Linked DNA regions of Homo sapiens: region 2 is linked to region 1. Evidence: read pairs that join two places in POLR2A ChIA-PET (ENCODE). Cell type or tissue: GM12878. All regions are shown on one strand. Links, peaks and the distances in the headings refer to the core of each region. The heading gives the core; the rest is flanking DNA. Region 1 overlaps CRTC3-AS1 (CRTC3 antisense RNA 1). Region 2 overlaps CRTC3 (CREB regulated transcription coactivator 3).

Region 1 (2,914 bases), core at 96-2,595:
CTTCAAAAGGGTCTTGTTTGGCTGACAAATTTTAAGGCTAGGTAGAGCCTACATTATCATAGCAAGATGTTGGTGGGCAGAGTTTGGGAAACCCAGCTGACAGCTGTCCCTCACTGTCCCAGAATTCTGGCATTCAGGGCTCACTCTCCCGGGGCAGTTCCACACTGTGTTAATGAGGCAGCCCTGGTTGACCCTGGATACCTGGGCACTTCCCAGAGCAGACCTCCAGGATTTCCGTTACTCCAGGGCTCTTTGTTTATATTTTGACAAAGAGCTCGTTTTTCTCCCTGACGCCAACCCCTACCTGTACTTGCGAGGTTCTTCTCCCTGTTGTCATGTACTAGCTTGGCCAGGAAAGTGGCCACTGTTCTCCCTGGTGCTCCCAGGTAAAAGCTCCTGGGCTCACATCCAGGCTCCTGGACTTCCATCCGGGCTCCTGGCCTCCCATCAAGGCTCCTGGCCGCCCATCAAGGCTCCTGGCCTCCCATCAGGGCTCCTGGCCTTCCATTCGGGCTCCTGACCTCAAATCCGAGCTCCTGGCCTCGCATCTGGGCTCCTGGCCTCCCACCCGGGCTCCTGGCCTCCCACCCGGGCTCCTGAGCTCCCAGCCGGGCTCCTGGGCTTCCATCTGGGCTCCTGGCCTCCCATGAGGGCTCCTGGCCTCACATCTGGGCTCCTGGGCTCCCAGCTGGGCTCCTGGGCTCCCAGCTGGGCTCCTGGCCTCACATCTGGGCTCCTGGCCTCCCATGAGGGCTCCTGGCCTCACATCTGGGCTCCTGGCCTCCCACCTGGGCTCCTGGGCTCCCAGCCAGGCTCCTGGCCTCACATCTGGGCTCCTGGCCTCCCATCCAGGCTCCTGGCCTTGAATCTGGGCCCCTGGCCTCACATCTGGGCTCCTGGCCTCCCATCAGGGCTCCTGGACTCCCATCTGGGATCCTGGCCTGGAATCCAGGCTCTTGGCCTCCCATCCAGGCTCCTAGTGCTGGCTCTGCCTTCTCTTTTGGAGCGGGTGGTAGCAGTGGGGGCTGGTGAAATGTGTCACTTCCTGTCCCTGGCCCAGCTCTGAGGAGCTTCCTATGTGACCGTGACCCCTTCATGCATCTCTAGCCACTGTAGACAATACCCTCTCATCGCTTCCCTGAAAGTGATGCCCTTTCCTGAAAGCCAGCATGCCCCCCAGCAAGGCATGGAAAGCGCTGATTCTGCATAATGCTGAGAAGGGGTGCACACCTCAGTGTTCAGACCAGCCTGGGGCACTGGCTACTGGAGAAACAGTGAAGACATGTCTGCACTGAAGGACTTCTTCAAATCTTTGAAACGCCAGCCCATTTCCAAGAGGTCGGCGTGGTAGTCAGCACTTCTCAAACTGTCCCCTGAATCTTTTGTCTGGAACATCTCATGGGGCTGGTGTTCTGTGGGGCACACCGGAAAGGCATGGAGACAGGCAGGGGAGGATGAAGCCAGGATGTGGGAGAGATTTAAAGACTTTGAAAGGATCCATGGACAGGCGCAGTGGCTCACGCCTATAATCCCAACATTTTGGGAGGCCGAGGCAGGCAGATCTCTTGAGGTCAGGAGTTTGAGACTAGCCTGACCAACATGGTGAAACTCCATCTCTACTAAAAATACAAAAATTAGCCAGTGTGGTGGTAGGTGCCTGTAATCCCAGCTACTCAGGAGGCTGAGGCAGGAGAATCACTAGAACCTGGTAGGTGGAGTTTGCAGTGAGCCGAGATCATACCACTGCACTCCAGCCTGGGCAACGGAGCCAGACCTGTTTCAAAAAAAAAAAAAAAGATTTTAACACTGGAGATATGGCAGCCCGAGCACTTGTTCCAGCTTCCCTGTCCCAACCCAAGTTTCTAAACATGACTGAAACAACATGTATTTTAAAATCTGCAATAAGAATAGAAACTACAAAGGGATGTCCTCATTATCAGAAGTTGTGAGGACCGAATTGAATGTGAAAACTCTAGCCATAAGATGTGTTCAGAAGAGAACACCCGAAGGCCGGGCGCAGTGGCTCACGCCTGTAATCCCAGCACTTTGGGAGGACGAGAAGGGCAGATCACCTGAGGTCAGGAGTTCGAGACCAGCCTGACCAACATGGAGAAACCCCGTCTCTACTAAAAATACAAAAAATTAGCCAGGCGTGGTGGTGCATGCCTGTAATCCCAGCTACTCGGGAGGCTGAAGCAGGAGAATTGCTTGAACCCAGGAGGTGGAGGTTGCGGTGAGCTGAGATCGTGCCATTGCACTCCAGCCTGGGCAACAAGAGTGAGACTCCATCTCAAAAAAAAAAAAAAAAAAAAAAAAGCAGAAGAGAACACCTGTGAAGGGAAGGAAGGGAAGGGCCAGCTTAAGGACTTAGGGATGTGCTGAGTCCAGGGCCAGCTTAAGAACTTAGAGATGTGCTGAGTCCAGGGGAGGAGGCAGCTGTAGGCGACCGGTGGGTGTGGCAAGGACTTGCTCCGCCCCTACTGCCAGGAGGTGGCAGAGAGACCTACTGGGGAAATTATTTACCCTACAGATGAGGACACGGGGGCTCATTTCCTTCATAAACAGCCCTTTATCAATAAGATAAAGCCCAACAGCCCAACAGAGAAAAGAGGGGCAAGGAGAGGATCCTGCGGTTCACAGAGAAACACAAGTAACTAATATCATGAAAAGATTTTGGATCTCACTCAAAATTAATGCTAATTAAAACATCAACAACGCTGAACAATACATATTCACCACTGGCAAAACTTTTTAAAGATTGCTAATTTTCAGGGCTGAGGAGGGTGTTGGGGAAATAGGGTTCTTCCAGCTGACGGGATGTAAATTGGAACAACCTTTCTAGAGGACAATTTGGCATTAGCTGTCAAACAGAATTACTATTTTTATTTTTATTTTATTATTTTTTTTGAGACGG
Region 2 (2,914 bases), core at 248-2,747, 110 kb before region 1:
ACAGAGTAAGAGTGGGCTTGAAGCGCAAGCTAATCTATTATTTTTATTTTGATCTTCACATTCTCCCCAATTAGGCTGGTGGGAGCCCTCTTCCGAACTGAGAAAAATTCTTGAAAAACTGAGGAGAGTCCCAGAGCACAGATTTTTTTTAAGTAAATGTTTTTGAGGTATTATGTAAATACAATATAATTTATACCTTTTTTAGGTATACAGCTCTTTGCCATATAATCACCACCACAATGAAGATGTAGAATAGTTCCATTACCCCAAAAGGTTCCCTTGTGTCTGTTTGTAAGTATTCTCCATCCCCCACCTCCAGCCTCTGGAAACCACCATCTGTAGTTTTGACTCTTCCAGTGTCCTATTAGTGGAATCAAATGTCCGTAGTCTTTTGAGTTTTTCTCTCACTTAGCATTTGAGATTCATCTGGGTGGTTGCGTGTGTTAGTTTCCTAGGGCTGCTGTAACAAAGTACCACAAACTTAGTGCCTTAAAACAACAGAAATTTATTTTCTCATGTTCTCATGTTCTGAGTCCAGAAGTTGGAAATCAGCATGGTGTCAGCAGCACCATGAATGCTCTGGGGAAGAATCCCTCCTTGTCTCTTCCTAGCTTCCGTGGTCTGCGGCAGTCCTTAACTTGTAGCTGCATCACTTACTCTCTGCCTCTGTCATCACACGACTTTCTTCATTGTTTGTCTGTGTCTGTGTTTAAATCTTCCTCTCCTTTTTCTTATAAAGAACTAGTCATTGGATTTAGGGCCTACCCTAATTCAATATGATCTCACCTTTGCTTGATTACATCTGCAAAGATTCTGTTTTCAAATAAAGTCATATTCACAGGTTCTGGGGCTTAGGACTTGAAGATATCTCTTTTGGTGGCCATAATTTAACCCACTACATTGCATTGATCAGTAGTTCATTTCTTTTTATTGCTGAGTAGAATTCCATTCTATGGATGTAGATAATTTATGCATTCATCAGTTAGTTGATGGGCATTTGGGTTGTTTCCACCTTTTGGCAATTATGAATAAATATTCTATAAACATTCACATACAGTTTTTATGTAAGTAGCTAGTAGTGGAATTGCTAGATCATACAGTAAGTGTATATTAACTTTAGCTTTATAAGAAATCGCCAAGCTGTTCTCCAAAGTGGCTCTACTGTTTCACATTCTTACCAGCAGTGCATGAGAGTTCCAGCGACCCTGTATCTGCTCTAGCACTTGGTATTTCAGAGTTTCAAAAAAATGGTGGTTAAAAAACAGAACATAAAATTTACCATCTTAACCATTTTTTAAAGTAGTTTATTGGTATCTTCTAAAACCATTTTTAAATGTATAGTTCAGTGGTATTACATACATTCATATTGTGCAACCAATCTCCAGAATTTTTTCATCTGACAAAACTGAAATTCTATGCCCATTCAATAAGAATTCTCCATGTTCCCTTCCCACCAGCCTCTGGCAACTACTGTTTTTTCTGTCTCTATGACTTTGACTATTCTAAGTGCCTCATATGAGGGAAATCATATACTATTTGTCTTTTTTGTGACTGGCTTGTGCTTAGTATAATGTCTTCAGGGTTCACCCGTGTTATAGTCTGTGACATGATTTCCTTCCTTTTCAAGGCTGAGTAACATTTCATTGTATGTGGATGCCACATTTTGTTCCATTCATCCGCTAATGGATACTTGGGTTGCCGCCACCTCTTGGCTATTGTGAATAATGCTGCTATGAACATGGGTGTGCAAATATCTCTTCAAGGCTCTGCTTTCCATTCTTTTGGGTACATACTCAGAAGTAGGATTGCTGAATCATATGACAATTGTGGTTTTAATTTTTTTTTTTTTTTTTGAGACTGAATCTCGCTCTGTCGCCCAGGCTGGAGTGTAGTGGCGTGATCTCAGCTCACTGCTGCCTCCGCCTCCCAGGTTCAAGCAGTTCTACTGCCTGAGCCTCCTGAGTAGCTGGGTTTACAGGCGCGCCCCACCACACCTGGCTAATTTTTGTTTGTTTTTTTTTTTTACTTTTGAGATGGAGTCTCACTCTTTCGCCCAGGCTGGAGTGCAGTGGCACGATCTCGGCTCACTGCAACCTCCGCCTCCTGGGTTCAAGCAATTCTCCTGCCTCAGCCTCCCAAGTAGCTGGGACTACAGGCACCTGCCACCACGCCCGGGTAATTTTTTTTGTATTTTTAGTAGAGACGGGGTTTCACTGTGTTAGCCAGGATGGTCTCCATCTCCTGACTTTGTGATCCGCCCGCCTTGGCCTCCCAAAGTGCTGGGATTACAGGCGTGAGCCACTGCGCCTGGCCTTGTCTAGTTTTTAAATTGAGTTGTTAATTTTCTTAATCAGTTGTGAGAGTTGTTTATATATTCTGGATACCAGTTCTTTATCAGATATGTATTTTGCAAATATTTTCTCCCAGTCTGTGGCTTGTTTTTTCATTTTCTCAAGTCTCGAAGAGTAGAAGTTTTAAGTTTTGAAGTCTAGTTTATCAATTGTGTTATTTTATGATTTGTGCTTTTGTCTTATCTATTAATAAGAGTTCTTCATCTAACTCAAGTTCCCGAAGGTTTTTTTTCTATGTGTTTCTCTATTAGTTTTATAGCTCTGTCTTTTACACTTAAGTAAATTATGAGTTAATTTTTTTGTGTGGTACAGGGTTTGGGTTTGAGGCTCACTCATTTTGCATAGGGATGTTAAATTGTTCTAGAACCATTTGATGAAGACTTTCTTTTCCCTATTGAATGCCTTGGTACCTTTGTTGAAAATCAATTGACCATATACATGTGGGTCTATTTCCGGACTCTTCTGTGTCATTGGTTTCTTTGTCTATCATTTTGCTAATACCATCTTCTGTGTCATTGGTTTCTTTGTCTATCATTTTGCTAATACCACACTGTCTTGATTAC

The links. ChIA-PET counts read pairs that join two places held together with the same protein. Peaks named below come from ENCODE experiments on the same cell type or tissue, not always from the same donor. Only the 100,000 strongest peaks of a DNase experiment are listed, where the experiment ranks them.
Region 2: POLR2A ChIA-PET joins it to region 1 with 6 read pairs; 3 of 35 experiments call an interaction of 5 or more read pairs at or near these places.

The regions. Positions count from the first base shown.
Region 1 is chr15:90,653,831-90,656,744 of GRCh38, forward strand. The region is part of intron 2 of CRTC3-AS1 (CRTC3 antisense RNA 1); the gene reads right to left. Among named protein-coding and RNA genes, the nearest start is that of LINC01585, 4.9 kb to the right of the region's middle. RefSeq lists enhancers at 771-970, 1,231-1,460. In GM12878, for the core only: no CTCF peak of the experiment used is centred there; no DNase peak of the experiment used is centred there; H3K27ac peaks cover 1,544 bases.
Region 2 is chr15:90,543,565-90,546,478 of GRCh38, forward strand. All of the region lies in intron 2 of CRTC3 (CREB regulated transcription coactivator 3), which reads left to right. Among named protein-coding and RNA genes, the nearest start is that of CRTC3, 15 kb to the left of the region's middle. In GM12878, for the core only: no CTCF peak of the experiment used is centred there; no DNase peak of the experiment used is centred there.